Linked DNA regions of Homo sapiens: region 2 is linked to region 1. Evidence: chromatin loops called from intact Hi-C (ENCODE). Cell type or tissue: HCT116. All regions are shown on one strand. Links, peaks and the distances in the headings refer to the core of each region. The heading gives the core; the rest is flanking DNA. Region 1 overlaps LRRC9 (leucine rich repeat containing 9). Region 2 has its middle 29 kb from the start of TMEM30B.

Evidence for each region. Peaks named below come from ENCODE experiments on the same cell type or tissue, not always from the same donor. Only the 100,000 strongest peaks of a DNase experiment are listed, where the experiment ranks them.
Region 2: it touches region 1 in a loop (4-fold over the local background); 3 of 110 quality-filtered maps call a loop at or near these places.

What each region holds. Positions count from the first base shown.
Region 1 is chr14:59,955,380-59,971,784 of GRCh38, forward strand. It overlaps LRRC9 (leucine rich repeat containing 9), which reads left to right. Exons shown (of 33, transcript NM_001395648.1): 9 at 4,439-4,635; 10 at 5,535-5,666; 11 at 11,210-11,386; 12 at 11,717-11,834. PCNX4-DT (PCNX4 divergent transcript) reads right to left here. Exons shown (of 5, transcript XR_943918.4): 5 at 13,714-14,023. Among named protein-coding and RNA genes, the nearest start is that of LRRC9, 43 kb to the left of the region's middle. RefSeq lists an enhancer at 9,908-9,967. In HCT116, for the core only: a CTCF peak has its summit at 9,822 (motif pointing right); a DNase peak (open chromatin) is centred at 9,842.
Region 2 is chr14:61,244,313-61,260,717 of GRCh38, forward strand. It overlaps a transcript of PRKCH not described here. Among named protein-coding and RNA genes, the nearest start is that of TMEM30B, 29 kb to the right of the region's middle. RefSeq lists enhancers at 10,457-11,656, 10,631-11,391. In HCT116, for the core only: a CTCF peak has its summit at 8,671 (motif pointing left); a DNase peak (open chromatin) is centred at 8,639.

The DNA of each region.
Region 1 (16,405 bases), core at 5,587-13,586:
ATGTGTCCAGGAATTTTTCCATTTCTTCTAGATTTTCTAGTTTAGTTGTGTAAAGGTGTTTGTAGTATTCTCTGATGGTAGTTTGTATTTCTGTGGGATCAATGGTGATATCCCCTTTATCATTTTTATTGTTCTATTTGATTCTTCTCTCTTTTCTTCTTTATTAGTCTAGCTAGTGGTCTGTCTATGTTGTTGATCTTTTCAAAAAACCAGCTCTGGGATTCATTGATTTTTTTGAAGGGTTTTTCATGTCTCTACCTCCTTCAGTTCTGCTCTGATCTTAGTTATTTGCCTTCTGCTAGCTTTTGAATTTGTTTGCTCTTGTTTCTATAGTTCTCTTAATTGTGATGTTAGGGTGTCGATTTTAGATCTTTCTAGCTTTCTGTTGTGAGCATTTAGTGCTATAAATTTCCCTCTTAACACTGCTGTAGCTGTGTCCCAGAGATTCTGGTACGTTGTCTCTTTGTTCTCATTGGTTTCAAAGAACTTCTTTATTTCTGTCTTAATTTTGTTATTTTCCCAGTATTATTCAGGAGCAGGTTGTCAATTTCCATATTTTTGTGTGGGTTTTAAGTGAGTTACTTAATCCTGAGTTCTATTTTAATTGCACTGTGGTCTGAGGAACTGTTTGTTATGATTTCCATTCATTTGCATTTGCTCAGGAGTATTTTACTTCCAATTATGTGGTCGATTTTAGAATATGTGCTGTGTGTTGCTGAGAAGAATATATATTCTTGATTTGGGGTGGAGAGTTCTGTAAATGCCTATTATGTCTGCTTGGTACAGAGCTAAGTTCAAGTCCTGAATATCCTTGTTAACTTCCTGTCTTGTTGATCTGTCTAATGTGACAGTGGGGTGTTAAGGTCTCCCACTATTATTGTGTGAGTGTCTAAGTCTCTTTGTAGATCTCTAAGATCTTATTTTATGAATCTGGGTGCTCCTGTATTGGGTGCATATATATTTAGGACAGTTTGCTCTTCTTGTTGCATTGATCCCTTTACCATTATGTAATACCCTTCTTTGTCTTTTTTGATCTTTGCTGGTGTAAAGCCTCTTTTATCAGAGACTAGGATTGCAAATCCTGCTTCTTTTTTACTTTCCATTTGCTTGGTAAATATTCCTCCATCCCTTTATTTTGAGCCTATGTGTGTCTTTGCACGTGAGAGGGGTCTCCTGAATACAGAACAGCAATGGGTCTTTACTCTTTATCCAATTTGCCAGTCTGTGCCTTTTAATTGGGGCATTTAGCCCATTTACATTTAAGGTTAATATTGTTATGTGTGAATTTGATCCTGTCATCATGATGCTAGCTGGTTATTTTGCACATTAATTTATGCAGTTTCTTCATGGTGTCATTGGTCTTTATATTTTGTTATGTTTTTGCTGTGGATGGTACTGGTTTTTCCTTTCTCTATTTAGTGCTTCCTCTTGTAAGGCAGGCCTGGTGGTGACAAAATCCCTCAACGTTTGCTTGTCTGTAAAGGATTTTATTTCTCCTTCGCTTATGAAGCTTAGTTTGGCTGGATACAAAATTCTGAGTTGAAAATTCTTTTCTTTAAGAATGTTGAATATTGGCCCTCACTCTCTTCTGGCTTGTAGGGTTTCTGCAGAGAGATCAGCTGTTAGTCTGATGGGCTTCCCTTTGTAGGTAACCTGACCTTTCTCTCTGGCTGCCCTTAACATTTTTTCCTTTGTTTCAACCTTGGAGAATCTCACGATGTGTCTTGGGGCTGCTCTTCTCGAGGAGTATCTTAATGGTGTTCTCTGTATTTCCTGAATGTGAATATTGGCCTGTCTTGCTAGGGTGAGGAAGTTCTCCTGGATAATATCCTGAAGTGTGTTTTCCAACTTGGTTGCATTCTCCCCATCACTTTCAGGGACCCCAATCAACCAGAGATTTGGTATTTTCACATAGTCCCATATTTCTTGGAGGCTTTGTTCATTCCTTTTCATTCTTTTTGCTCTAATCTTGTCTTCATGCCTTATTTCAGTAAGTTGATCTTCAATCTCTGATATCCTTTATTCTGCTTGATAGATTTCAGCTATGGATACTTGTGTATGCTTCATGAAGTTCTTATGCTGTGTTTTTCAGCTCCATCAGGTCATTTATGTTCTTCTCTAAACTGGTTATTCTAGTTAGCAGTTCCTGTAACCTTTTATCAATGTTCTTAGCTTCCTTGCATTGGGTTAGAACTTGCTCCTTTAGCTCTGAGGAGTTTGTTATTACCCACCTTCTGAAGCCTACTTCTATTAATTCATCAGTCTCATTCTCTGTTCAGTTTTGTGCTGTTGCTGGAGAGGAGTTGCGATCATTTGGAGGAGAAGAGGCATTCTGGTTTTTGGAATTTTCAGCGTTTTTGTGCTGGTTTTTCCTCATCTTCATGGATTTATTTACCTTTGATCTTTGAGGCTGATGACCTTTGGATGGGGTTTTGTGTGGGGGTCCTTTATGTTCATCTTGATCTTGTTGCTTTCTGTTTGTTAGTTTTTCTTCTAACAGGCCCCTCTTCTGCAGGTCTGCTGCAGTTTGCTGGAGGTCAACTCCAGACCCTGTTCACTTGGGTATCAGCAGTGGAGGCTGCAGAATAGCAAAGATTGCTGCCTGCTCCTTCCTCTGGAAGCTTCATCCTGAAGGAGCACTGGCCTGATGCCAACCAGAGCTCTCCTGTATGAGGTGTCTGTCGACCCCTGTTGGGGTATGTCTCCCAGTCAGGAGGCACGGGGGTCAGGAACCCACTTGAGCAGGCAGTCTGTCCCTTAGCAGAGCTGGTGCACTGTGCTGGGCGAATCCCTCTTGTCAGGATTAGCTGCTCTCTTCAGAGCTGGCAGGCAGGAACGATTAAATCTGCTGCAGCTGTGCCCACAGCCACCCCTTCCACCAGGTGCTCTGTCCCAGGGAAGTGGGGTTTTTGTGTGTAAACCCCTTACTGGGGCTGTTACCTTTCCTTGAGAGATGCCCTGCCCAGTGAGGAGGAATCTAGAGAAGCAGTCTGACCACAGCTGCTTTGCCACCGGGCCCAGACCTCCCAAACTCCTTAGCACTGTCAGGGAAAAACCACCTACTAAAGCCTCAGTAATGGTGGACACCCCTGCCCCAACCAAGCTCAATCGACCCAGGTCGACTTCAGACTGCTGTGCTGGCAGCGAGAATTTCAAGCTAGTGGTTCTTAGCTTGCTGGGCTCTGTGGGAGTGGGACCCGCTGAGCAAGACCACTTGGCTCCCTGGCTTCAGTCCGCTTTGCAGGGGAGTGAAAGGTTCTCTCTCGCTGGGGTTCCAGGTTACCCTGCGGTACGAAAAAATACTCCTGCAGCTAGCTCAGTGTCTGCCCAAACAGCCACCCAGTTTTGTGCTTGAAACACAGAGCCCTGGTGGTATAGGCACACGAGGGAATCTCCTGATCTGCAGATTGCAAAAACGGTGGGAAAAGCATAGTAACCCGGCTGGGTAGCACAGTCCCTCACAGCTTACCTTGGCTGGGGGAGGGAGGTCCCTGCTCCTTGCACTTCCTGGGTGATGTGACACCCCACCCTGCTTCTGCTCACCCTCTGTGGGTTGGACCCACTGTCTAACCAGTCTCACTGAGATGAACAGGGTACCTCAGTTGGAAATGCAGTAATCACCCACCTTCTGCATTGGTCTCACTGGAAGCTTAAGACCAGAGATGTTTCTATTCAGCCATCTTGGCCCCTCCTCAGTACAATTTATCTTTAAATTACATAAGGCTGAGATTAGAGTTAGACAAAAGAGGTTCTTGCTGTGGGCCCAGAATTTAAGGGAGTACCCAAAAACCTTAAGTAATCAAGATAAATAATATTCCATGCAACATTTTTAAAATATCCAAATTAATGCAAAAAGTTCATTATGATAAATTTAAAAACCCCAAAATAACAAAATCTTAAGACCAGTGCTGTGCTGAGTCATGTAAGAGACTAAAACAAAAGGAAAAATGTGCACCCCTATATATATGCTTTCGTGTAATTTTAATAGTTATTTTTTTCCAGAACACCAAAGTGGTGAAAAATACTGAAAAATTGAAAAGTATGTGTGTTAAAAATTACATTATTTGAATTTTAAATATTTGTACTAAAATCAGTATTTATTTTAATTTTACTTTGGCTTTAATAGAGGCGAACTTATTAAAAAGATTTGAAAATCTGTTGCTTTGCTTATTTTCAATTGGGAGACTGCCCTATTTGAAGTGGTTAAGGTCGGCACTTGGTCAAGAGAAACTGGCTGACTGAATTTGCACCCAACTTGAAATCACATGTTTGGCATGTTTTTATGACATCTGGCCTGTTTATTACCTAGATTTCCACTTTGTTCATTTAAATTAGACATTTGTTTAATAGATCCCATTAAAACTTAACATCTGAATTCCGACTTTGCCTAGACCATGTTTTATTTTTATTTTGCTCTCTGACACATTGTTTTCCACAGTTGGAACGAGAACTGGCTGAACTCAAGGGCTCGGGCAAAGGGCACAGTGATGGATCCAATAACAGTAAAGTAACTGATCCTGAAACACTGAAGAGTTGTGAAACTGTCACTGAAGAACCAAGTCTTCAACAGAAGATATTGGCCAAACTAAATGCCTTGAATGAAAGGGTAACATTCTGGAACAAAAAACTAGATGAGTATGTTTAATTAATTATCTAGTTGTTCTGATCTGAAATGGAGAGAATCAGAATGTTTTGGGCCATCAGTTGACCCTAGTTCCCTTCTTCAGGAGTATGAACAATTACAGTATGAAGTAAAGCATGAAATATATTCTTAGTACTAGTTCCTAGTACATATAAGCATCATGGGATAAAAGCTGGCTTACAGTTTTTTGCAGAGGCAGTTCTTAATTAGGAACAGTAAGCTTCCCCCCAGTGGATTCCTGTCCTATCACTGCTCTAGTGTCTGCAAACTAAAAACAATAGAGCCTCTGCTGGTGGATAAACTCACCAAATAGATGAGACCTGGCAAAGCCCAAACACAGTAGAAACAAGTTCAGGCTCAGTTATCAATTAGAAATGTAAAGCAAGAAGGCTTAGCAAGGACTGTGAATTTTTTTATTTACTAAGGCACTAAGTGGATAAATTAGTGTGCCCTGTGATAATGCTAACAATAATAGTAACATATATTGGGTTTTTACTTTGTGCCAGACTCTGTGCTAAGATCTGTACATGTATTTTGTATGTAACTCTCAAAACAACCATTTTAGGAATAAGGACTACGAATATTGCCATTTTACTGAGAAAACTGAGGCATAAAAAGTCCAAGTGACATGTCTGAGATCTGAAAGCTGTAAGTGGTAGAGCAAGGATAGTCTTCTAGCCTTCACATATTCTGAGAGCAGCAAAATTAAAGGTGATTTTAATTGCCAAAAATAGAATGTCTTTGACATGGTTTAACTGTTAACACCAAGCTTTCTTTATCCATTGAAAGGAAGCCTTGTGTTTTAACATCAGTTAAAAAAAATCTATCATAAGTTTTAATGTTGCGATTTTTAGATCATTCTAATAGCTGTATGTATTTTTCTCTCCAATAGAATTGAAGCAATTTATCATATTGAAGTAAAACAAAAGAAGAAAAGTCATGGCTTATTGATCCCACTTTTGTTAATTGAGTTAGAGACTGTGGGAAATTTCCATTTTGAAGAAGGCACTCGATCTGATGACTGGTAAATCTGTTAGAAATTTAGTATAGCTTTAAAAATAACTTAAGTACTTAGGATCATCAACCAGAATATCAACTTATAAAATCTTAAAATGTCCCATTTTTGAAACATTTCTCATGCAGAATATTCATCTATTGAAAATTGGCAGGCATCTATTGAAAACTGAAAATTACCTACTTTCCGCCTATACATTTCTGTTTATGCCATTACCGTGAGCCAACCTTGAAGACATCCTAATGGTTTATCATTGCTCTTTACCCAATTTTTCTTAGCCCAAGAGCAGAATATAATTTAGAAAAAAAAATTTATAATCAAGTTTTAATTTTTAAAATATGTTTATACTGTTTGTTTCCTGACTGGATATAGTGCATGATTCTGAATATTGGTTGAGAAACTGGAAGAGAGCAGGAATGCCAAAGCAGGATTGGCAACAGCAGGTTGCCAACATGGGAGGAGACTGTCTAGCAAATCTTCTGTAGGTCTGTGGTCAGAGTGGAACCCACTGTTTAGAGATAGCTACAGTCAGGGTGCACACGAACACTACATGTTAGCATAAAGTATATGCTTATACCAGGAATTCAGGTCAAAAGCTTGTATCAACAAAAATGGAGAGACACCAGAATCAAGCAGAAAGCAGACAGCCAGGCTTTAGAACCAAGGCCTACTAGTAGATACTAGGAAGTGGTTGTGTTGCTTCAATTAGAGGGGCACAATTTCAAATTACCCTTAAAAAAAGTCTTGAAGAAAAATATTGTTAAGTATCACTTTCACATTTCTGAGTCATTTTTTCAGAACTGAAGAGCCTGTGAAACAGAGAAAGATTGCTCTAGAGCCACACAATAGGAACTGGGTACATGGAAATACACCAGGAGACATGTCAAACTATAGAATGGACTTGGCACATAACCCTGGAGCATGATTTTACTTGAAGTCAATGTCAAAATAAATACTAATTTTTATAGTGTAGAATGTAAAACTTACACTAACTTTTTAGAAAAAAAAACTGTTATTGTTATGGGTTACTTTAAACCAAGTCCCCTGATTTCTATTAGACATGGCTTTTTTCTCACCTCTGTGAGTAAAAGCTTCTCAAAGGTCTTGGGAGAACTCTGATGGAAAAGTGTAAGAAGCTCTTCGCAAGGGAAAAAGAGGCCTTTGAAAATACTTTCCTTTGTATTAGTACATCCATTTGCCCAGCAGTTACTACTGTTTGCTTAACCACATTTTTTGATTTTTATATACAAAGATATAAAAGGTGTTCATCCAGCTCCCATGTAAACAAGTAAAGGCCTTGATTTTTCAAGTGCAAAAACTGAATGGTGTGTCTCTACTGGGTGCACATTTATATTCACTCAACCTAAACAGGATTTTTTTTTTTTGAGATAGAGTCTCGCTGTGTCCCCGAGACTGGAGTGCAGTGGCCCGATCTCAGCTCGCTGCAACCTCTGCCTCCCAGGTTCAAGCGATTCTCCTGCCTCAGACTCCCGAGTAGCTAAGATTATAGGTGCATGCCACCACACCCACTAATTTTTGTATTTTTAGTGGAGACGGGGTTTTGCCATGTTGGCCAGGCTGGTCTCAAACTCCTGGCCTCAAGTGATCTTCCCACCTCGGCCTCCCAAAGTGCTGAGATCACAGGCATGAGCCACTGTGCCCAGCTCCAAACAGGATTTTTAAAAATTATTTGTTTCTTTTTAAATTATTGCAGAGGAAACTCTTTGCAACAAGTGGATTAGTGAAAAAAAAAAAAATGTAAAAGCAAAATGACCAAAAAGCCATTTAGATAACTATGTCAGCCTGATAGTAAATTAGATAGCTTTGATGGATTTTGATTAGCATTAACCTGTTTACTTGGTTTTAATAAGAGTAACTTTGATTTGTTTTAAGGAATATATCAAATATATGTTAGCAGAATTTAAAGTACTGTTTTTTAGTTTTAGCATACTGCAAGCTTGGCTACTTTTCCTCTGATCTTTTATGTATGTTAAGAAATAACTACTAAGTGCTTTAAATTGCTATGCTACATTTCTAGTTGTTTTATTTAAACACTGACTTCTCCTATTAATATTTTTAAGGCTAAGGATTCAGTATTTAAATAAAAAGTATTTCAGTAGAACTAGGACTGAAAGATTTTCTGTTAAAATTATCTTTATGTCTTTAACAACAACAAAACACTGCATGTTTCTAATTGTATGTCATTATCTCTTAGCTTCATTTCTTTTATGAAATAAAATTATTATATTTTCCAGTTTACAAAAATCTTATTTTATAGAGACATGCTAGTTGAGTGGATTGTTGCTACTATACCTTTATTATTATAGATTTGTATTATTTACCGATGTGTTGCCAATTGAGTTACCCATTGACATCATACAACATTTATCAAGTAGGGACTTCAAAGCATAAAAGATGCTGTCCTTGTGCCTGAGAAGCTGTCAGCCTGGTCATAGATACAGTGTATTTACAACTAAAAAAAAAAAAACACCTTTAAAATACGACAAAACAATATATAAGTGACTCTGTAAGTTCCTTTGGGGAAGATATGATGTTTTGTGTCTTATAAGACATAACATCTAGCATGGGACTGGATTAATAGCCCAGTACATATTTACTAGTTGAAGCTTCCATATCACTTTATAGATACACAACAGTTTTGCTTTGGTGTATATAATGACTTTCAGTAATTAATCTGCCTCTTTATAAAGATTTCATGCTATACTATCTCAAGGAGCTACATAAGCAGAAACTTTCTGTTTTACAGGGCTTTGAAACTGTTGATTTAAGTCAGTAAGCCTGTAAAAGTATTTATTAAACCTTTATATAGGATTATAAAGTATATTTTAATAGATTACATTAAGCTTCAAACATTTAAAAACGTGTGTAGCCTACATTTGCTAAATGAGCACATTATTGTATATTAACAAAATGTGTAGGCATCTTTCTGTGTAACTGAATATATTAGTCATTGATATATATCATTGTGAATGTTTATACCTTCAAGTACCACTGAATGAATGAGGGTAAGGTACACAGTTCAGCTGACTCTAAAGGATTTGAACAGGAGTTATGATTAGTTTAGAGACCATACAGTGGAGAATATTGAATCCTCTACTGTAGGTGAAGAGTCTGAATGTAATTTGGAAGGTAACAAATGGCTGCAAAGGCTTTTGTTTTGTTTTATTGGCAGACTCTTCACCTACAGTAAAGGATCAGTGTTCTCCACTGTATAGTTTTAGACTATCATAACTTCTGTTCAACTCTTTTAAAGTCAGCTGAACTGTGTACCGCACTGCTCTTGAAGCAAACGCAGTACTCCACCACATAAGTGGTTTTGTTTGTTCTGTTTCCTTCACCCAGAATGCTTTTGCATACCTCACACTTACTTCATCATTGCTCAGCTGCTGAATTCCTGGGCAACATAAAATCTCCATGAAAAAATCACACTTCATAGCTCCTGCCTTCCTGGGGAACCAGCCTAGGAGCTAGGTATTGTTTATTCATTCCTTCCACCCATTCATGAGACGCCTCAAGCCCAATATCCCCTATATAGCAAAAACTTTATCTAAAACGCCTACAGCCCTAGTTTCTATCAGAGTGCAGAAAGCTTCCAGGACATGTTACTTAGGGGAAATTTGACAGATTTAGGCCCAGCAAATGATCCCTCTATAGGAGGGGCAGTAGCTTCCCCACCTCAGATGCTAATGTGGCTGTTTTGTAGGTACTCTAAACTGGTTAGCAGGCATCATGCTTGATTGCAACACTATTCATATCTGTCTCCTCTACCAGACTGCGAGCTCCTCTGGGATTAGTTTGGTTTAGGCAGCTCTCCTTTCAACTCTAAGGGAGAAGTAATTTATAAGATCCTGGCTGCATTGATTAAGTATTTGCTTGTGAGAAATATAGATGCCCTAAGTTAGGAGCTCAGCTATTAGGCTCAAGGAGAGACTACCCATCAGGAAGCTCACCTCTGTGACCTTAGCTCACACCCATTTCAGACCCTGGTTGATTATGTAGGTGAGGACCTAGATCTTTCATTAAAGGCAAATGTATTCCTTATAAGACCATTTACTTCCTTCTCAAAATGATCCGTTTTTCAATCTCATCTTAATCTAGGTTCTGTGCTAGACAGGACCGGAATTTTATGCGTATGGCCAGGTGAGGGCAGCAGAGAGCAAACAAGCACTTCAGTGTTATTTTCACACAGCTGGCCCCTGCTCCTCCTCCTCCAATTTTCAGATCAAATATCTTAACGTCTCTGAAAGGTCGTCCCCAAGGCCCTATCTTAAGTAGGTCCCCTTTGCATTCCTTACCCCAAGCTTCTCTTCAGAGCCTTTTTCAGTTTAGAAATTTTATTTCTGGCTTTACTTGTTTAGGCTTCATTAGAGCAGACAATGCCTCTTTCACATCCGTATTCATTGTCAGGAAGTTATTTCAGTAGTCCAATGAGAGATCGTGGTGATTTGGATTAGGATGGTAACAGTGGTGATGATGAAACACGATCACATTCAGGATGGATTTTAGATGTAGAGCCAGGCGGACTTGCTAAAGAATTAGATACTGGGGCCGGGCGCGGTGGCTCACGCCTGTAATCCCAGCACTGGGAGGCCGAGGTGGGCGGATCACGAGGTCAGGAGATTGAGACCATCCTGGCTAACACGGTGAAACCCCGTCTGTATTAAAAACACAAAAAATTAGCCGGGCGTGATGGCGGGCGCCTGTAGTCCCAGCTACTCGGGAAGCTGAGGCAGGAGAATGGCGTGAACCCGGGAGGCGGAGATTGCAGTGAGTGGAGATGGCGCCCCTGCACTCTAGCCTGGGCGACAGAGCGAGACTCCGCCTCAAAAAAAAAAAAAAAAAAAAAAAAAAAAAAAAAAAAAAGATACTGGTGAGGAAGAAAGGAGAGGATTATTCCTACGGTTTTGACTTAAGCTATCAGTTAAATGGTGGTGCCATATACTGAGATGGAAAATACTCAGAGGAGCAGGTTTGGGGTGCAGTGTTAGTTATGTTAGGTTGGAGTCACCTGTTTAACATGCAGATGGACATACCAAGTAGGTAGTTGGATATTCAAGTCTGGGTATAACCAGCTAAGTTGAGTAGAGATCAAGACTAGAAATAAAATGTTGTAATTTATCAGGATGTATATAAAGCCAAGGAACCACGTGAAATCATCTAGGGAGAGTGTTCGTGGAAGCAAGAGGAAGGCCAAAGGCTGATCCCTGGGCAGTTCAACATCTAAAAGTCTGTCTGAGAAGACCCAGCAAGAAAACTATGAAAGAGCAGCCAATAAGAGGAAGGCGTATGAAGTTTCCCTGAAGCTAAGAAAGTGTTTCAGAAAGTGAAGATTGCTCAACCAACCTGTCTTCCAGGCAGAACAAATGTGCAATAAATGAATAAATAAACGGAGCCACTATATGATTACTGTATCTTTAGCAAAAGACACAAAATATGAGCTATAACTTTTATCACGTAGTTTTCTGTTCTTAAACATTTTAAGGAAAATCTATTATTTTCTTCATGTATATTCTGTATGTATTCCCACATAGGTTTAATTTCTGCTATGAATTAATTCTGTCACGTTTTTGTGCCTGGGACTTCAGAACATACGGTATTACAGGAGTAAAAGTAAAACGCATCATTAAAGTTAACAACCGTATTCTGAGACTAAAATTCGAAGAGAAATTTCAAAAGTTTTTGGAGAATGAAGATATGCATGATTCAGAGTAAGAAGCTGAATTCTTTATGGAACAACTTTACAAAAGTGTGACTGTATTTGTAAAATTTCTATTTTAAAAGTTTACAGCATTAAAAATATACATATACCTTGTTAGTAAATGTTTCCTTTTTATGCATCTCCCATGGCCAGGATGACCTCATAATTTATCCACATTGAGCCTGTTTTTGAGGTTGAAGGCAGGGGAGCTATTAATAATGACACTAGAACATTGCATGTCAATGACAAATATCCCTGGCAGGACATATGGTTATCTTATCTATGGCTAAGCTTTTGTGAAATCAATCCTCAAACTTTTTCTGTTTCAATTATTCTTAAGGAGCTACCGAAGGATGCTGGAATGCCTTTTTTATGTTTTTGATCCTGAAGTTTCAGTGAAGAAAAAGCATCTTCTACAAATACTTGAAAAAGGATTCAAAGACAGTGAAACAAGCAAGGTAGCATAAAATGTCATTTAGAATAATGCTTTCTTCCTAGCAAGTGGAGCTCTGCCGCTGGTTAAGCATGATTTCCCAATCCTTTTATCCATATTTATAGTAAATTTCTACTGCTGTTTCACAAAAAGCTTAGTGTTATCATGGAAAGTATAGCATCTTTCCTCTTTGGATTATACCAAAGTAAGCCCATTAATTACTACTGCCTGACCCTACGTAATCCTTCTAGGCATCTTATTTTTATGTTGTGTTCCTTTTGTTGATGGTTTTGAAATCTGCTTTTTAAATTGGTTATAAATCTTTAATCTTTTGTAAACTCTCCAGTCTTCACCTTGAAGCAATTCAGTCACTTAACTCCACTGTACTTTCTAGCTATTGCTTTCCTTTTACTGCTACCATTTCTTTATTCTCTACTTCACTATCTCCATCTTGCTGCTGATCTTGCTTTATCATTGGTCACTTCTGATGCCCCAAGTATCCAACTAATCTTTCTCAGACCTCCACCATCTTGACAAGGCAGCTGTAGCACACTGGTGTAGAGCAGCGCTTCCCAACCTTTTTCACATCATGACACACATAAAATGATAATATTCCTGCATTTGGATCCCGATTTCACTCCTCACCAGCTATGTGACTTCACCTCTCTGTTAATCTGTTTCTTCCTATCTGTAAAATGAAGATAATAATAATATCTATTTTGCAGAGTTGTTGTTAGGATTTAGTGAGATAATGCATTAAAAATTTCTTGGATATTGGTACACCAGTGTTCATGACATCACTATTCAAATAGCCAAAAAAACTAGAAACAATGCAAATATGCATCAACAGATGAATGGATAAACAAAAGTGGAATATACATACAATGGAATGCTATTCAGCCATAAAAAGAAATGAAATTCCGAAACTTCCTACAACATGGAAGAACCTTGGAAACATTATGCTAGAGAAATAATAAGCCAGACAAAAATGGAAAAATATTGTATGATTCCATGTATGTGAAGTACCTAGAATAGGAAAATTCAGAGACAGAAAGTAGAATAGAGGTTACCAAAGGCTCTGGGAGAGGAGGAGGTAGGGAGTTACTGTTTAATGGGTACAGAGTTTCAGTCTGGAATAATGAAAAAGTTCTGGAAATGGATGGTGGCGATGGTTGCACAACAACGTGAATGTACCTAATGCCACTGAATTGTATGCTGGAAAATGGCTAAAATGGTACATTCTATCTTATGTATATTTTGCCACAATAAAAATATCACCTCCCCAAAAAAGCATTCCATCCACTCAGTGGAGAATGGGTTGGTGGGAGTAGAAGCAGATGACAAGGCACTATGTAGGGGAGCTATTGCAGCAGCTCAGGCCATAGAGGTTGGTACTGTCACTGCAGGGTGGTGGTGAGAGTGCCCTCATTGTACTTTATGGAGAAGTAAGAAGGAGGTGAGGAATTCAGGGTTTTACAAGGCAGAGTGAATTGCTCACATTCGGTCCAGAGAACTATGAACCATTATCGGGAGAGGGTAAGGGAAGGATGAGGCTAACACTTCTGTGTTTTCCACCTACCAGCCCTGTGCTGAGTACTTTATCTTCTGCATCTCCTAAAAGAGATGAACCACCTCCTTTAATTCTCCCACAGCTCTCTGTGCTGCTCTGTCCAAAAGAGTAGCCACCACCCACATGTAACTATTAAGCATTTGAAATGTGGCTAGTCCAAATTGAGTATGCTGAAAGTTTAAAACAAGCACCAGTTTTTAAAGACTGAGTATGGAAAAAAAACACTATAATTTTTATATTAGGTACATGTTGACATGGTAGTATTTTGGACGTATTAGATTAAATAAGATATTTTATTAAGATTTGCCAAAAAAAGATCTCTTGGACCAATGCCTGGCATCAAGAAAGTTTTTGATATTTTATTTTGATATTTTGATATTTTATTTTGAAAGTTTTAAATATTTTTATTTTTGAATTTTTACAATTGTCTGAAACATTTGACACTATTGGTTGCCTTCTTCTTTTTGAAACTCTCCTTTGGCATCCATGATATTACACTATTGTTATCCTCCTATTTTTCTGATTGTTATTCGCTTCCTTTTTGTTCCCCATTTTGCTTCTAAACATGGGAATACCACAGGTTAAAGTCTCCTGATCTTCCCTTTTTTCTTCACACACCATCAATTACTGTCATTGTTAAGATCCTAGAAATGGAAGAAACATCAGTGTGTAGCATGTAAAAGATCAGATGAGCTACATTTCTGTGCTATGATGTGTACATAATGGGTCAGGATAAATATTTATGTTCCGCATTGTTTAAGAGATGGGCTCTGATTTAAAAGACAGCCGTGTAAGCAGTTTAGAAGAGAGGTTTGGCTAAGGTTGGCAGTATCTACAGGCAGAGGGCTGGCCATAGTGGGGAAGAAGAAACTATTTGACTAGCAAACATATCTAAGGTTAAGTCCACTTTTCTAGTTGGAAGAGGAAGGATCTCTTTCTATCAATTCAGGATGAAGTGTTCAGTAGTAAGGGTGGGAGAGTACGTAAGTAAATCTGCTCACATAGCTTGAGTTCATTCCCTACCGAATATTGTTTGTAATCAAGGACTTGGTCAATAAACGCAAAGAGTATCACGTATTCACTTATGGTTTCTCCAAAATGTACATCTTCAGTTAGGCTATCTCTTCCTCTCTGCTCTGCCACCTACAGCTGCCATTCCTGCATGGTTAATATACTTTATTCTCTTATATAGTGTGTCTAAAACCAGCCTTTTAAAACTGTTAAGTTCAGGGTTACATGTGTAGGTTTGTTATTAGGTAAACTTGTGTCATGGGTGTATGTTGTACAGATTATTTTGTCACCCAGGTATTAAGCCTAGTACCCATTAGTTATTTTTGCAGCTCCTCTCCTTCTTCCCACCCCCTCCCTCCAGTAGGCCCCAGTATCTGTTGTTCCTCTTTATGTGTTCATGTGTTCTCATCATTTAGCTCCCACTTATTAGTGAGAAAATGTAGTATTTTGGGTTTCTGTTCCTGTGTTAGTTTGCTAAGGACAATGGCTTCCAACTCCATCCATGTTCCTGGAAAGGCTGCATAGTATTCCATGGTGTACATGTACCACATTTTCTTTATCCAGTCTAAGCATGTAGGTTGATTCTATGTCTTTGCTGTTGTGAATAGTTTGCAATGAACCTATGTATGCACGTGTCTTTATGATAGAACGATTTATATTCCTTTAGGTATATACCCAGAAATGGGATTGCTGGGTCAAATGGTAGTTCTGTTTTTAGGTCTTTGAGGAATCATCACACTGTTCTTCACAATGGTTGAACCAATTTACACTTCCATCAACAGTGTATAAGCATTCCTTTTTCTCCACAACCTTGTCAGCCTCTGTTATTTTTTGACTTTTTAATAATAGCCATTCTGACTGGTATAAGATGGTGTCTCATTGTGGTTTTGATTTGCATTTCTCTAATGATCAGTGATGATGAGCTTTTTTTCTTATGCTTATTGGCCACATGTATGTCTTCTTTTGCAAAGTGTCTGTTCATATCCTTTGCCCACTTTTTAATGGGGTGATTTTTTTTTGTAAATGTGTTTAATTTCCTTATAGATCTGGATATTAGACCTTTGTTGGATGCACAGTTTGCAGAATTTTTCTCCCATTCTGTAGATTGTCTGTTTACTCTGTTGTTTCTTTTGCTATTCAGAAGCTCTTAAATTTAATTAGATCCCATTTGTCAATTTTTGCTTTTGTTGCAATTGCTTTCAATGTCTTCATCATGTAGTATTTGCCCATTCCTACGTCCAGAATGGTATTGCCTATGTTGTGTGAGGGTTTCGATAGTTTTGGGTTTTACATTTAAGTCCTTACATTTAACTCCAACTTGAGTTGATTTTTCATATATGGTATAAGAAAGGGGCCCAGTTTCAATCTTCTGCATATGGCTAGTCAGTTATCCCAGCACCATTTATTGAATAGGGGTTCCTGTCCCCATTGCTTGTTTTTGTCAGCTTTGTTGAAAATGAAATGGTTGTAGGTGTGCAACCTTATTTCCAGGCTCTCTATTCTCTGTTCCATTGGTCTATGTGTCTGTTTTTGTGCCAGTACCATGCCGTTTTCTTACTGTAGACCTGTAGTGTAGTTTGAAGTTGGATAGTTTGATGCCTCCAGCATTATTCTTTTCGCATAGGATTGGCTTGGCTATTTGGGCTCTCTTTTGGTTCCATTTGAGTTGTAAAATAGTTTTTTCTAGTTCCGTGAAGAATGTCACTGTTAGTTTGATAGGAATAGCATTGACTTTATAAATTGGTTTGGGCAGTATGGCCATTTTAACAATATTGATTCTTCCTGTCCATGAGCATGGAATGTTTTTCCATTTGTTTGTGTCATCTCTTATTTTAAAACCAGGCTTTAATCTTTTGCTCATAAGCAGCTCTCTCCTGGTCTTCTTTCCTGATTTCCATAACAATACTGTCATTTCCTTCACTGAACATGCTCAAAGCCTTGGAATTATGTTCAACCCTCCCTTTTCCATTATCCCCACATCTAATCATTTTCCAGTGGCTCTTCATTTCTCTCCC
Region 2 (16,405 bases), core at 3,937-11,936, 1.3 Mb after region 1:
CTGTCATGCCGATTAACTGTAGTTCAAGCTTAAGTGATGATCTCAGGGACCCCAACCTGAAACGGTATATGAGTAATCGTCACATGCCAACACGAAGTTACATTTGTTACAATGCTTTTGAGTTTGCTTTGCATTTTTGTTTTAAACCTACCCTGCTCTATCATCTTAGGAAATCACTGTATCAGAAGTAATTAGCCATGTGGCTGCTAAATAACAGATGAGAGGTTTCCAGCAAATGCCCCTCTCTAGTGCTCCTAAATCAACTGGGCATGTCCTGACCTCCAGGTGATTTGAATGGCAGAGGTAACTGCCAAAACACACCGCTGGTCCTGGAATAACTCAGAGGTTTAGTGGACTCTGGAGCCACAGTAACGGGCATCTGGTAGTCAACCTTTTCCTGTAATGAGGAGTTATTAAATATTCACATCAGGAATTGAGGCTTTAGTCCGCCCTCAACTGGTCTTCCAACCTGTTACCTATTATGCCTCACACTTTATATACCCCCGAATACAACAAGAAGAAACTTGTGAATGTTCTATAAAACCTGCTACTGACATCAGGGTGGGTCTTTGAGGCTTATGGTTATCCTAATAAAACGAAGGAATGTGTAACAGACTGTAGCCGGCAGACCACCAACTACTTTATTGTTTAAACACAAAAGCAAAACTTTGGTAAACCTACTATACCTGAGGCACAGCGTGTGGCTGTTTCTTAACCCTTGAAGACTGTTATGTACCCAACTTCAGCTGACATCTCTATGTTTCTTGTTTCCCTCCATGTGAGGAGTTTACTAAGTTACATGCTTAGACAAGAAATACCTGTTGATGGAGTGGTTATGAATTACAGATTGGAGCTTGCAAATCAATTTGGAATTTTAAAAAAATAAACTCAAACCAGATCTGTGAGGCCTGCTTCTCCACAGACAGCATAAGCATGAGGCAAAAGAAGAGCCCCAGCAGATAGGCAATCAGGTAGCCCTAAGATAGGTCGGAAAGAGGTCTTCTGTGACCCCAGAATCCTCTTTCTTGATCTCTTCCTTTCCCCACCACCACCCTCAAGCTCAGAAACTCAGTATCCTACTCTTACCTTGATGCAAATGCAGGAAAGGGTCTGCATCAGCAGAGGAATGGCAGGAAACTCTCAAAAGAGTTAAGTGCAGGGAATTAATCAAAGAAGTTATTTCGTGAGATGTGGGCAGGTAATGGAAACCAATGAGAGACAGAGGAGCGCCCAAGGACTATTACCAGCAGGGAGCTGTTCCTCCCCACCAAAGGGGCCAAGGGTGAAAGAGCGCTGATGAGAATTAAGTAGGCATTTTAGTAAAGGAAGCCGGTGGGGCAGCCTTACAGTGGTCAGCCTCCTAAGGCACAGAGTAGGCCGCAGAAGGACAGAGAGCCCATCTGAAGAGGCAAACAGAAAATAACCAGCACAGAGTCTGGCATTAGATTATTCAATCTGTTACCATGTTCAGGTTCATTAGTATCCAAAACCTAGTAGGTGTGAAAGAAAAGTTAGGAATCATGCTAGTATTTTATTTTTAATCCTTGCACTAAAAAGTTTCCAACCATCAGTGAGCAGATCTGGGAGGATGGAAAGAACGACCTATTTCTGTTTCTCAGTCATACCCAAACATTAGTGGTCGCTGGTCTTTTGAATGATCAGTGATGTGAGGGAGAGCTTCCAGGTGAGACCTGATATAAGACCCTCTTTAGGAGGGTCCTTCGCCCTCCCAAAGTGCTGCTATTCATTGGACAAATATTGAGTCCAATGCAGTGTCCACTTGCAACATTTTGCAATAAAAGAATTTTCTAGGCCAGGCGCGGTGGCTCACACCTATAATCCTAGCCCTTTGGGAGGCCGAGGCGAGTGGATCACCTGAGGTCAGGAGTTCAACACCAGCCTGACCAACATGGCAAAACCCCATCTCTACTGGAAAAAAAAAAAAAAAAGCCAGGTGTGGTGGCACGTGCCTGTAATCCCAGCTACTTGGGAGGTTGAGGCAGGAGAATCACTTGAACCTGGGAGGTGGAGGTTTCAGTGAGCCAAGATCGACCCACTGCACTCCAGCCTGGGCAACAGAGTGAGACTCTGTCTCAAAGAAAAAAAAAAAAGAATTTTCTTATTAAGTTTGTTTAATCATCATGAATCCATGCCCCTCATTTCAGTCTTGAACTTTTGACAGAGTCTTCCCCAAAATTTCTATTCCTCTGGCCTTTCTCCCTTCAAATTATATCTCCCACAGAACCATCAGATTATTCTATCTAGAAAAATAAATCCCTGCTTAAAACCCTGCCCTGGCTCCCCATTATCTATAGTGTCAAGTCCAGACCCCAAGAATGGACTCCCAGGTACCTCTGCAGCCTCATTTCTTCTCTACTCTCCTCCTTGCCCTTTAAATAACAACCATGTTGGCACTTTTATTTATGTGTGTGTGTATTTATTTATTTATTATTTTTATAGAGACAGAGTCTCCCTATGTTGCACAGATTGGTGCTAAACTCCTGGGCTCAAGCAATCCTCCCACCTCAGCCTCCCAATGTGCTGGGATTACAGATGTGAGCCACTGTGTCCGGCCATGTCAGCACTTTTTCTCATGTCTTTCCAGGCCCATGAGACCCTCTTCGGCCCCCATTGTTGGCCTGCCTGTCTCCCAATGGTTATTTGAGAAACAGCTCAGGGTAACAGCTCCAGGCTTCCATGCTGAGATGCTCTCTAGCCCTGACTCTTCTTCAACAGAGAATTGCCTGCATCACGTTGAAATGCCTCATCTCCCACCTTCACTGGGAACACCGTAAAGGCAGGAACTATGTCCTATTCATTGAATAATCAATAATCCTCCCCAATATAGTATATGGTAAGAGTTGGCATTCAAAAATATATGATAAACTAAACTAAATGATGACTTCCCAAAAAGAAAGTGTCCCCTTAAAGCAAAGTTCCCTAGGACATTAGACTTTTTTTTTTTTTAAACTCTGTAGGAACACAACGTATACAGATACTTCATTATTGTTACTAGGTTTCTCTATATGTTCAATGTATACCTCAGCCCCTTAGGAACTGGTTTAAATGAAAATCCAAGAAGTTTTGAAAACTGATTGATTAAATGATGTTTGGTAGAATGAATGAAAGGAATTGAAAGTTGGCCAGGCATGGTGGCTCACGCCTGTAATCCCAGCACCTTGGGAGGCCGAGGTGGGCAGATCACCTGAGGTCAGGAGTTCGAGACCAGCCTGGCCAACATGGTGAAACCCTATCTCTCCTAAAAATACAAAATTTAGCCAGGTATAGTGGCATGTGCCTGTAATCCCAGCTACTTGGGAGGCTGAGGCAGGAGAATCGCTTGAACCCTGGAGGCGGAGGTTACAGTGACCCGAGATTGCACCACTGCATTCCAGCTTGAGAGACAGAGTGAGACTCCATCTCAAAAAAAAAAAAAAAAAAAAAAAGAAAGAAAGAAAGGAATTGAACAGAAAAAATAAGCCATAGAGCATCTGACTTATGGAGGCTTTTAAAACACCCTGCAGTAGACGAGGTAAAGTTACACAGTTACCTGAAGACAACAGTAGAGATCATCTGGAAATACTGGCATTGGTAGGCTGACCTCCATGTCCCCATGGGCCTTATTTTCTATAATTCTAAAATGGCTTTCAAATACAGGATACTCCATCAACTTGGAGATGTAATCATCCAGTGTCATTTCACAGTGGTGCAGCTGTAAGACTTCCTTGTATGGTCTGGGAGTGTGTTTCTAAGAAATAGGAGTGCTAAACGAAATGAGTCAAACATACCTCAGTTCTCATGAGTTATATCCCCTGACCACATTATTTATCACCTAAAATCAATATCCTCTAGATGTCTTTATCTTCTTGGTGTTCTCTAGCACTCCTGTCCTGGTGGGTTGACCCATATCTAAAATGCAACCTCATCCATTCAACTGGAACTCACCCACCTAGAGTTACTGGAAAACTTGCATTTCACATTTGGCATGTTACCTCAACCATCAAAATAATCTGGAGTTGGTTTATCCTTTGGAAAACTATTTGCTGCAAGTCAAAAAATCATTAGTCAGAAAAAGGATGTTAATGACAGAAAAACCAGAGCAGCATAAACAAAGCTAAGATACTGGCTGCCAACCACTCAACCTGTGGAAGGGCAGATGGAGGGGGTGCTTTTTGGCCCTCAGACTTCATACCAGCTTACCAGCACCGTAACTATCAATACCATCTGAGGGGGCCTGAACAAGGAAAGCTTATGTGGTCAAAAGGGGCAAGGAGATGCTTCAGAAATTCCAACTCCTCTTGAAGAGTGTCCAGTACTGGGAATCAAAATTAACAAAATTATCCAATAAACCTCCTGCCTCACCACTGCAATGCAAATATTTTCTTTTCTTTTTCCCCTCAGAATGTGAAGTTAAAACTCACCTAATTCAATGGTTTTATGTATGTATGTATGTATGTATGTATGTATGTATGTATGTATGTATGTATGTGTGTGTGTGTATGTATTTAGAGACAGCATCCCACACTGTTGCCCAGGCTGAGTGCAGTGGCTTGATCTCGGGTCACTGCAACCTCTGCCTCCCGGATTCAAGCAACTCTCATGCCTCAGCCTCCCAAGTAGCTGGGATTACAGACATGCACCACCATTCTCGGCTAATTTTTGTATATTCGGTAGCGACGGGGTTTCGCCATGTTTACCTGGCTGGTCTGAAACTCCTGACCTCAGGTGACTCGCCTGCCTCGGCCTCCCAAAATGCTGGGATTATAGGCATGAGCCACTGTGCCTGGCCTCGATGGTTCAATTTATATGGACAACAAGCAACTGGAAACCCTGGCATTATAAGCAGCATATTTATTGTGTATGGTGTGGTCTAATTCTAGATAAACCACTTATAAAACCACCTATCCCCACTTAGGTCTCCAGTTAAAGAAGCTTTAACAGTGACTGCAGCTTCATCTGTATAGTTGCTTCTCCTCTAACAATTATGGCTGGGACACAGCGCCCTTCTCTAGAAATGAGTGCTAGAGCCAGGGAGCAGGGGAGGAGTCAGTCTATCCGAATGCAAGTTCTAAATGTAAGAAGGTGTCTGTTTTGTACACACTCACTTTGGCAGCACATATACTTAAAAAAACATTGGAGTCATACAGAGAAGATTAGTATGCATGGTCCTTTACAAGTATGATGTGCAAATTTGTAACGCGAAGCTTTCCAAAAAAAAAAAAAAAAGGGAAGTGTTGACATAAGTGTGAAGACCATGATAAACAGGTATAGAGATTACCATTTGCTCCACCAATGGCAAATTTTTTTTTATTATTTTTTATTGTTTTGAGACAGAGTCTCGCTCTGTCTCCAGGCTGGAGTGCAGTGGTGCAATCTCAGCTCACTGCAACCTCCGCCTCCTGGATTCAAGCGATTCTCCTGCCTCAGCCTCCTGAGTAGCTGGGATTACAGGTGCATGCCACCACACCCAGCTAATTTTTGTATTTTTAGTAGAGATGGGGTTTCACCATGTTGGTCAGGCTGGTCTCAAACTCCTGACCTCGTGATCCACCCACCTCGGCTTCCCAAAGTGCTGGGATTACAGGCGTGAGCCACCACGCTTGGCCCACCAATGGCAATTTACCCAAATGTATTGAAAACTTATGTCCACAAAAAAAATCTGCATGGCTGGGCACGGCGGCTCATGCCTGTAATCCCAGCACTTTGGGAGGCCGAGATGGGTGGATCACTTGAGGTCAGGAGTTCAAGGCCAGCCTGGCCAACATGGTGAAACCCCATCTCTACTAAAAATAGAAAAATTAGGCAGGCACGGTCGTGGGCGCCTGTAATCCCAACTATTCGGGAAGCTGAGGCACAAGAATCACTTGAACAGAGGTTGCAGTGAGCCGAACTCCAGCCTGGGCGATAGAGTGAGACTCAGTCTCAAAAATAAATAAATAAATAAATAAATAAATAAATAAATAAATAAATCTGGACACGGATGTTGATAGCAGCTTTATTCATAATTGCCAGAACTTGGGACAATGAAGATGCCCTTCAGTAGGTGAATAAATAAACCACAGTACATTCCGACAATAGAATATTATCTAGGAATTAAAAAGAAATGAGCTATTAAGCCATGAAAAGACATATGGGAAACTTAAATGCGTTTTACTGAGTGAAAGAAACCAATCTGAACAGGCTACATGTTGTATGATTCCAGCTATATGACGTTCTGTCTCCATAGGCCAAACAATGGAGACAATAAAAAGATCAGTGGTTGCCAAAGGTTAGGGGGAGGAGGGGACGGATAGGTGGAGAACACAGGATTTTTAGGGTAGTAAAACGATTCTGCATGATACTGCAATGGTAGATACATGTCATTATACAATTTGTCCAAACTCATAGAATGTACGACACCAAGAGGGAAACCTAAGGTAAACTACAGACCTCGGGTACCAATGTAGGTTCATCGATTGTAACAAATGTACCACTTTGGTGGGTTGTTAGTGGGGGAGGTTGTAGGCATGTGGGGCAAGAAGTAGATGGGAACTCTCTATATTTTCTGCTCAATTTTTCTGTAAACCTAAAACTTCTCTAAAAAAGCCATTTTTTAAAAAAAGGTCTAGCATATTTTAAAAAAAGATATAAAGGAAGCAGAGTGAAAGTGGATCTTTTAAACATTTGATTTAAATATCAGTGTTCAGCCACTGAGAGGTTTGGAGTAGTCAAAAAGGGATGTTTTATTTTTTAAATTTTTGTGGGTACATAATAGGTGTATATATTTTGTGGGTACATAGTAGGTGTATATATTTATGGAGTACATGAGCTACTTTGATACAGGCATGCAATGTGTAATAATCACATCAAGGAAAATGGGTATCCATCCCCTCAAGCGTTTATCCTTTGTGTTACAAACAATCCAGCTAGACTCTTTTATTTTTAAATGTACAATTAAATTGTTACTGACTATAGTCACCCTGTTGTGCTATCAAGTACTAGGTCTTATTCGTTCTTTCTAATTATTTTTTGTACCCATTAACCATCCCACTTTCCCTCCACTACCCTTCCCACCCTCTGATAACCATCCTTCTATTCTCTATCTTCATGAGTTCAGTGGTTTTGATCTTTAGCTCCCACAAATAAGTCAGATCACGGGAAGTTTGTCTTTCTGTGCCTGGCTTATTTCACTTAACAAAATGACCTACTGTTCCATTCATGTTGTTGAAAATGGTGGGATCTCTTTCTTTCTTATGGCTGAATGGTATTCCATTGCATATATATGCCACATTTTCTTTATCTGTTCATCTGTGGATGGACACTCAGGTTGCTTCCAAATCTTGGCTATTGTGAACAGTGCTGCAACAAATATGGGAGTGCAGATATCTCTTGGACATACTGATTTCCTTTCCTTTGGGTACATACCCAGCAGTGGGATTGCTGGACCATAGGGTAGCTCTATTTTTAGTTTTTTGAGGAACACTAAATCATTCTGTAAAGTGGTCGTACTAATTAACATTCCCAACAAAACTGTATAAGGGTCTTTTTTTTTTTTTTATTTGTTTTGAGATGGAGTTTCGCTCTGTCGCCCAGGCTGGAGTACAGTGGCACAATCTTGGCTCACTGTAACCTCCACCTACTGACTTCAAGCAATTCTCCTGCCTCAGCCTCCTGAGTAGCTGGGATTACAGGTGCACGCCACCACGCCCAGCTAATTTCTGTATTTTTAGTAGAGACAGGGTTTCACCATGTTGGTCAGGCTGGTCGCGAACTCCTGACCTCGTGATCTGCCTGCCTCAGCCTCCCAAAGTGCTGGGATTACAGGCATGAGCCACCGTGCCCAGCCGAGGGTCTTATTTTTAACATGTCTTTTTTGATCCAGCTCCATCCTCACCAGATTGCTTCCCTCAGTATGGAAACCCATGCCTGCCTCCCTTGGTGTCATATCAGAACTTGGCCGTGGGGCAGCATGATTCCTCGTTGGTCTGTCCTGTGGCTTCAGGAGAAGGCCTTGCTCTGTGGGGAGGAAGGAAGACCGTGACTTTCTCCAGCACACCTTTCCCATGCACCCACAGATTTGGGATCTGGTCTCAACAACCCATGTGAATTTGCTCTGAGTTCCTGACAGAGGAAGCTGCTAAAGTTAAGAACTAACTTCCACCCTTAGTGGACAATCACTTGAGATGCACCAAGGGTTGGACCACCTTGCTCTGCCAAGGTCAGAGCACTCACTGAGGCCAAGCTCCACTCTGGGATGAGATATCTGGCTGAGAGTGGCCTGGACAAATGGAAACAGAGGCAACGTGACTTCCCCTTTCCCTATTTGCACAGCTTGATAATGACACACAGAAAGGAGACACAGTGTATATGTAAGTTTAACAGCACAAGTAAAACTAATAATTTTCCAATAAGAAGTGACCAATTTATTCAAAATTTGAGAAGTTTAAAGTACAGACTTGAAGCCTACTGTTCAAACACAGTCATTATTAAAGTATACATTTCTCAAACATTGCAATCCCACCTCCAAAGCCACAGATTCTTTTCTCCTTAGTCTCTCAGGCCTGAAAGTCTTTGTCCGTATTTCTTCATTCTGCAGCCTGACGGTCACGCCCCTGGTACTGAATACACACACACAAGCAAGGGACTCTTCTGAGCGTATGGTGGGCAAGAGAGACCTCTGCTGGATGAATGATGGCAAACAAGCGCTGCTCGGCCTTAGCAGAAAAACAAGAAACAGTTTTTACAGTGGTGCTTTTGGAGGAGGAGAAAAATTGTTTTTGTTTTAAAATCACCTTTTAAACTCTATGAGATTAAAAACCAACCCCATAATATATGTTTTTTTAGGTTTCTAGAAACACCGTTTGTGGACTGTGCCATTTCTACAGCCCTTTAATACTTATGTTAAGCAATTTTTTAAGAGCTCCGTATATTCTGCACCCAGGTTCTAAGAGCAGCTTAACTGCCTAATAGCTGGACTGTTTCTTTTCTAATTGCCTGCCAGTGTTGCACATTTTCTGTGCACAGGCAGGGATGCGTGAGGCATGATTCTCATAGACCCAAAATCAGGATGGACTTCAAGACTGAGTTTTCAGAACTCCTGGGGAAAGGAGATGTGTTTGAGATAGGTCAGCAGGGGACAAAAGCATTCAAAGAAAACTTGGCACACCTTGCCAGACTTTTCCCCTTGGCTGCATATTTTCAGAATCCTTAGGTCCTTCACTGGGGTGGGGGGCAGGGAGAGTGAGTGCTTTTGAAAAGAGGAAGTTCCCTTGCACACAGCATATATCCTGATGCATTAAAATATGCTCAAGTTTGCAGTGTCCTCTTTACACACTGTGTTTCAGGGGCACAGCAAAGGCAGAGCTTGGTGGTTCAACTCTCTGCCTCTCATATAATGCCTAATTATACTGGTTTCTAATCTGACTCTGCCTAATTAGGCAACGGTGCGCAAGTTTTCCAAATTTCCTAAGCCTCGGTTTCCTCCTCTGCAAAATTGGATTGGTTGTAGTGTCCACTGCAAAGTGTTACTAGGAGAGTTTGATGAGATAATATATGGTCAGTGCTTAGCATAGTGGTGGCTGGCCTATAGTAAATGTTCAATGAACACAGGTATAATTATTAAAGGTGAGGTAAACACGTACACAAATGTTTGTGTACATGTTTCCTTCCTTCTTCCCTCCCTCCCTCCTCCCTCCCTCCCTCCCTCCCTCCCTCCCTCCCTTCCTTCCTTCCTTCCTTTCTTCTTTCAACAAATATTTATAGAGTTTCTACTATGTCGAAACTCTATGCGAGACATTGAGGAGTATAAAAAGCTGAAAAAGTTATGTTTCTATTCTCAGAGAGCTTTCAGTCTCTCTCATGTTTTATCATTTGGATATAGATCAGTGATTCTAAAAGCTGTTTGCTAACATCCCAGAATGGCCTTAGAAGAAAATTCCCCAAATTCTCAGGAAAATAAATAACAAGCTTTTACCTGAAATATTGATTTATGCCTTTCCAATCTTAAAAGACAGAAAAAGTCGTGATAAAAATCATGCTAGACCAGGCACGGTGGCTCATGCTTGTAATCTCAGCACTTTGGGAGGCCAAGGTAGGAGGATTGCTTGAGCTTAGGAGTTTGAGACCAGCCTGGGCAACATAGGGAGACTTCCATCTCTACAAAAAAATGTTTTTAATTAGCCGGGTGTGGTGGTGTAAGCCTGTAGTCCCAGCTACTCGGGAGGCTGAGACGGGAGAATCACTTGAGCTCGGGAGGTAGAGGCTGCAGTGAGCTGTGATTACACCACTGCACTCCATCCCGGTGACAGACCCTGTTTAAAAAACAAAACAAAATAAAACAAAACAAACAAACAAACATAAAAACCTACTAAAAGATTGGCAATCATAGATGTCAATTTTTGAGAGGAAAGTTGTTGGTAGGCAAGCCTTTAATTTTGGGCAAGAATAAAAGCAAGTTGATTTTAAGGTTTCCCTGGCTGTATGAATATTTCTTCCAAAGGACATGGTCAGAAATCTCCAGGGAATTTCAAATCTCTTTTCTAGGGAGAATCCAATTTTTCTGGTGTAGACCAGCATCGCCAAACCATCATCAGTGCAGCATGGCTTCCTCCTTCATTCCTCCTTCACCAGCTCTGTACTGCCGCCTGCCAGGTTCCAGGAAGGGCGGTGATGCAGATCCGTGAATAACCAAGACAACATCCCCTGCCTGGGAAAGCTGCCCTGTTCCATCCTCACTGCAGTCCCACACTCTCTCAAAGGGACCCTTCAAGATTATGGCAGCCCTTCTTGCTGCGCTATCAGGATTAGGGCTGGAGTTGTGAACCCAGAATAGCAAATTCAATTCCTCTCAAATCAGTTTCTCAACGTTGTCCTCTAACCTCTTAGCAGGATTGAGGGAGTTTCTTTCTCTTCATTAGGCAGGTTGTGGGACTCACTTAAACCAAGCAGCAAAGAGGTTAATTGACCAGGTTTGTGTTGTTATTTATATGTCATGTAAACACCCAGCTGGTCCTGGCCTTTACATTTGGCCATATCTCAGCAGGGATCACAGGATAAACTTGACACTTGTGAGACTCCCCAGAGAGGTCTTGAGATTGGGAACACATTCTTTTGAAGTGTATCATCCGCTTCAATCTATTCTTTAGGCCAAATCCTAATAATCACACCTGTCCTCCTTGTAAGGGTCCAATTGTGGATGAGGCAATTTTTCCTTTTTCTGTCCGAAGAAGAGATTATTATCTTAAAAAAAAGACAGTCTTGTAAGAGGCAAATTCAAATACAGATTAAAATAATAATAATACTTAGCATTTCCACCCCACCTTTCATCTGCAGAGCTCAAAGTACTTGGCAAACATTAATTAATTCTCAAAACAGCCTTATGAGGTGAGTAGGGGTATTATCTTTATAATAATATATAAATACTGGCTGGTTCATGAAAGCAGCCACTTAAAAGGGACAGTGCTACAGGATTAGTTTCAAAAACAGTCTTCTCACCTGGTCTAGACTTAATAATTTTGGATAACACATTTGGGAGTGCCAAATTTCCTAATAATACGATACCCTAGAGTGAACATATATACCCTTTCAAAGTGATGTCTCTAGTGGTTTAAGGCAGTCTTATCTATTTGAAGGAAATTTTTAATGTTAAAAAATTCTAATTGTGGGTTGTTCACTTGAAATGATGTCAGTCTACACATGAAAGGATTCTAAACTGTCCTAGTGCATAAAGTTTAGTGGCGCGAGTCTGGGATTCTATTTCAAATGCATTTGCACTTGAAGGGTTGGTGACAATTTCAAGGTTTTATGTTTTTACTCATCGATTTAAATTTTGAGCATGTCGCAAATCACAGTTCCATGACTTGTCAAAATGCATACCAACCAGAATTTCTGTCTCATCACCAGAGATGAAAAATACCAAGACAGATAAAAGCTGACCAGGAATGCATTAAATTGGCTCCCAAATGAATCATACAAAAAGGTGGTCTATTTTTATTTGGTATCCTTTTCTTCCTTTGTCTCCTGTCGTGACCTCCTTTAGCAAATAGAATAGTATTCCATTTTCCAGTTGCTAACCTGAATTCCCCGGAGTTGGTTTCTGAGCATAGAACCGTCAGTGAAGCCCACCGCCTGTGGGGTGTGTTCTGTCATAGCTTTGGTTCCATCTGTGCTTATTTTTCCTGAAGACAATGCTCGTCTATGCGAAATTGTACTGGCTTTTTGATCCTGAAAAATTAATGCTTTGGGTTAGTAGAAATTATACTTTTTCTATCCTAAACTCGCCCCGCATCAAGAATTACCTTGCCCACAGTAAACATTAATTCAGGATTTTCTTTGTTTTATTGAGATGTAAAAATATCCCTAGACTCTGGCTGAAATCATTGTTCATTGTCTTGGTTGGGTAAATCCTCTATTTTAAAGTTGTATTTGTTGCTCCGAATTTTTTACTTATTGATCCTAGTATGTGAATTGGTCCACTTGATCATGAAAGAAACCTTATATACCACTTAACCATGCAGTATTGATCTGCTAAATCTATCTGCTTGCCTCTGTCAATGGCTTCACTTAGCAGCCTCAAGAGAGAAAACCTGGTTTTGGTCTCATAGCTTTGGTTGAGCTGATGGTCTCCAATCTCCAAAGTGGGATAAACCAGATTCCTTCACTGTGTTTATCTTGGCCCGCCATGTCTCTTTATGGAGAAAATGGTCCAAATAAAGTGCTTCCTCTGTGTATTTTGACAGGAAACACTACTAATATGCTTTCCTTTTGTTGTGTGCCTTTCTCCTTTCTCCCAGTGTTGTTTAAATATTTTCAGTACAATGACATATTTATTAATCCACTACTCTCTGCATGGGGCATGAAATGATTGGTTCTTCTGTAAAGCCCTCTTAGAAAAGGTGGTTTCTCCAGTGAGAGTTAATAATATTACCACTATTCATGTAAAAAAACACTGAGACAATCTCTTAAAAATGGAACACATTTATCTAAAACAGCTGGTAAAGAAAGCACGCAGGCCCAGCCAGAGGCGGCGAGGTCAGAGGTCAGGGTTAACACCGATCTCGGTGGAACTTTGAAGCTGACATTTTACAGATTATATGTGTCTCAGTGCACAGTGGGCATGGCATATAAATTGGACTTAGAGACCCCTATTTGTTCTCTGCATTTTTATGAGCCCACAGAGCTCTTCTTTGAAGCAGCATACATAGAAAATAAAAACTCATTTTAATGTTGTGGAACTATTTACAATAAATCACATTTACATCCTGCCTTTTCCTAAGCATAAGATCTTTCTCCCTCTCTCTCTCTGTCACACACAGACACACACACACACACACACACACACCCCCACACACACACACACACGCATACACACACATTCATGGAGTCTATTTCCCAACCTGGGGAGCTTATTTTTCACCTTATAGTATTGTAAACCTAGCTTCCTCTCTCTCTTTGCCTTGACTTAGGAATCAGATTAGAGATTCAGCTATATTTAGTACCACAAGGACACCTTTTGTAAGTCATGTGAGGTGATTCAGCTAGAACGAGCACTCTTCACTCCCAGGACAATCCCCTGATACCATAAAATGCTTGCTATAGCATGGCACTTCAGCACTAGAAGAAAGCATCTGATTTCAAAGAGATTGAGTTCCACTCTGGAACTAATTATATCATTCGTTTTATGGATTTTTTTTTCTAAGTTGCTAGGTGTTTTAACTGGAGAAGGCTGGCGACCAAGAGAGAAACGTACTGGCAGAGATTCTGCCATGGGCACTTTAGCCACCTAATTAATTTTCAATAAAAACTCGCAATAGTTAATTTGCTCTAGACCCCAATGTAAATCAAACTGAGACAAATAGGTTAAAATTAGAAATGTGTGATGGAAACCATGTTTATGGTCAAAATTACCTTTCACCCTGGAAATAACACAGATTGACAGGGAAAGAAAATGAGACCACACAGGTTTTTGTTCAAAGAGACTCTTAAGTGAATTAAACATTTTATTAAGGGGAAACCTGGACCAAAAAAAAGTTTCCAGGATCTATGAAATAATGTTATTTTAATAAAAAGTAAAGTTTTAAAAAGAGTTACCTTAAAAATCACAAGATTAAGACATTTTCATTATACAAAGTTGCCTGGTATCCCCTTTTATTTTTTTCCCAGGCTTAACATGATGTAGGGTATAATAGTAAAAATACTATAAAGTTATTAAGTTCCTGGGTCTAAGTTGGCAGACATACCCACCCAGTGCCACATTCCTTCAGCTCCTATGTTTCAAAACATTACTTTCCTACATCAAATAACCATTTTTACTTTTATGAGAACACAGACATAGATTTTTTATGATTTTATAATTATACTTCAATCCTCCAATTAAAATGCCCAGACAATATAGATATCTTTGGCCCAGTCTATTGGACAAATATTATTATTAAAGTTCCCTCCAGGACTTTATATTTGCAAAATATTTTGTGGGCTTTAATCATTTTAAATTGCCTTAACTTTGCCCATTTTCTCCATGCCACTCTGTTATTTCTCAGGCAACCATTTCATTTTAACCCACAAACTACTCATGTGATGCAAGGTGAAATAAGCTAATTTTTTAACATATTGGAATGTTAGTCTCAGTGATTGTTAGCTCCTTCCTCGTCCTTTGCTGAACATGGCAATTCAAACCACCCCTGGATTCTATTTTTATTTCACTTTTGCCAAGTTCACGAAGTCAATTCCCTCTTTCCCACTCAATCTGGCTTTTCTTCCTGCCCCAAAGGAATGATGTTGTCACTGTGATGTCTTCTAATGCACTATAAATGCCGTGATGAATTGGAGGCAGGCTGGTTTCTTCTGAGTGGGAGTCCATTATCCTGTCAGAGTGTTCCTTTCCTGTAACTTAATTTTTATTGTAACAAATGACTAAGTACCAAAAAATGAAACAATGTGATGGGCCGATCTAAAGTGGCCTTCCTCTGATGGTAAGTAGAGCAGAGTGACAATTGTTTGCAGCTGCTTTCCACAGGGCTCTCTGATGACATTCACTACCCAAATTGGAGTTATCAAAAGCATTTTCTGGGCGTTTATGGAAGATCTTCATTCACACTGACTGACTAACGATACCAATATAAATAAAGTGCTTTGCAAAAGAGGTCACGTTAAGAGTAAGAGTGGAAGAGACAGATTCTCAAACCCGGCTGCACGTAAGAATCACCTGGAGATCTTGTTAAACTGAAATTCAGGGGCTCAGCTCCCATCAAAGGAGATACCCATTTAGTCTGCTGAGGTAGGACCTAGGAACAAGCATTTTAAACAAGCATCTCTGCTAAATCTGTTGAAGCAGTCATACACATTATACTGTGAGAAACACTAGCCTAGAGCTCTGGTCAATTAATCTTTTCAATAAATCTCCACTGCACACTTGACCTTTATTTTATAACAAAGCATTTTTTTTTCCTGCTTGGATTTCTAACTAGGGTAGTTCACTCAAATCCTAGTTCCAATTTGAATATGATCTGTTCACAGTTGGTCCATTTTCCCCGATTTGTTTTACAGATTAATAACCAACATGTCTGAAAGGTTAAAATCATCTGTTAAAGATGATGTGAGAATATTAATCTGGAATCCATCAATCCCCAGAAATCCAATAAATTTGGCGTATAAGTGACCGAGCCTTCATCTGGACCAGAGGGTTCACAGATTTCACCATATTCCCAAATGGGTCTGTGACCCAGAAAAGATTAAAGACCAGTATCCTGGAAGTGAACGAATTTGGCCTCATTAATATGAAACTTCCGTATCAAACAAATGGTTGCAATGTCTAAATGGTATAACTGATTACATGTCTAAATAATATAACTGATATTAAGGTTCTAGCTTTACAGGTGATTAACATTTTATAATAAAAATAAAGCTAATTGCAACCCTTCTGAAATATTAGAATGTTGTTTGATATTTGAAGTTTAATATGTAGTGTAATTGCATTGTCCTGGAAGCACTGAAACTACTCTCCTAAGAAACATTTAGGAACAAAGGACAGAACCACTAGGTTTTACCTCTATGGGTTTAAATGGAGTCTATTTTGGAGGCAGAGTGAAACTGAATAAATTCTAGAAGATCATGGAATCTCAGTATCAATTCTTCCGTCTATTAAACATTTATTGAGGGCCCATCAAGAAAAATAAAAACTATCATATGTTTATTGGAAGCTGAGGCTAGCAGATTTGTGAAATACCCTAGTTTCATCTAAACATATGCACACCTGTGAATTGTCATGGTGGCATTCTGTAGCCATTAAACTTTCAGTTGGAATAATTTCAGTAAATCACAGTTAACTTTATTAATCCATGTAATCTGTAAGAACAAAAGGATGATTTTTTTTCTTAAAAAAATGTTTGAACATCAATTAGTTAAAAGGCTGGATGAGAGTGGGAGATGA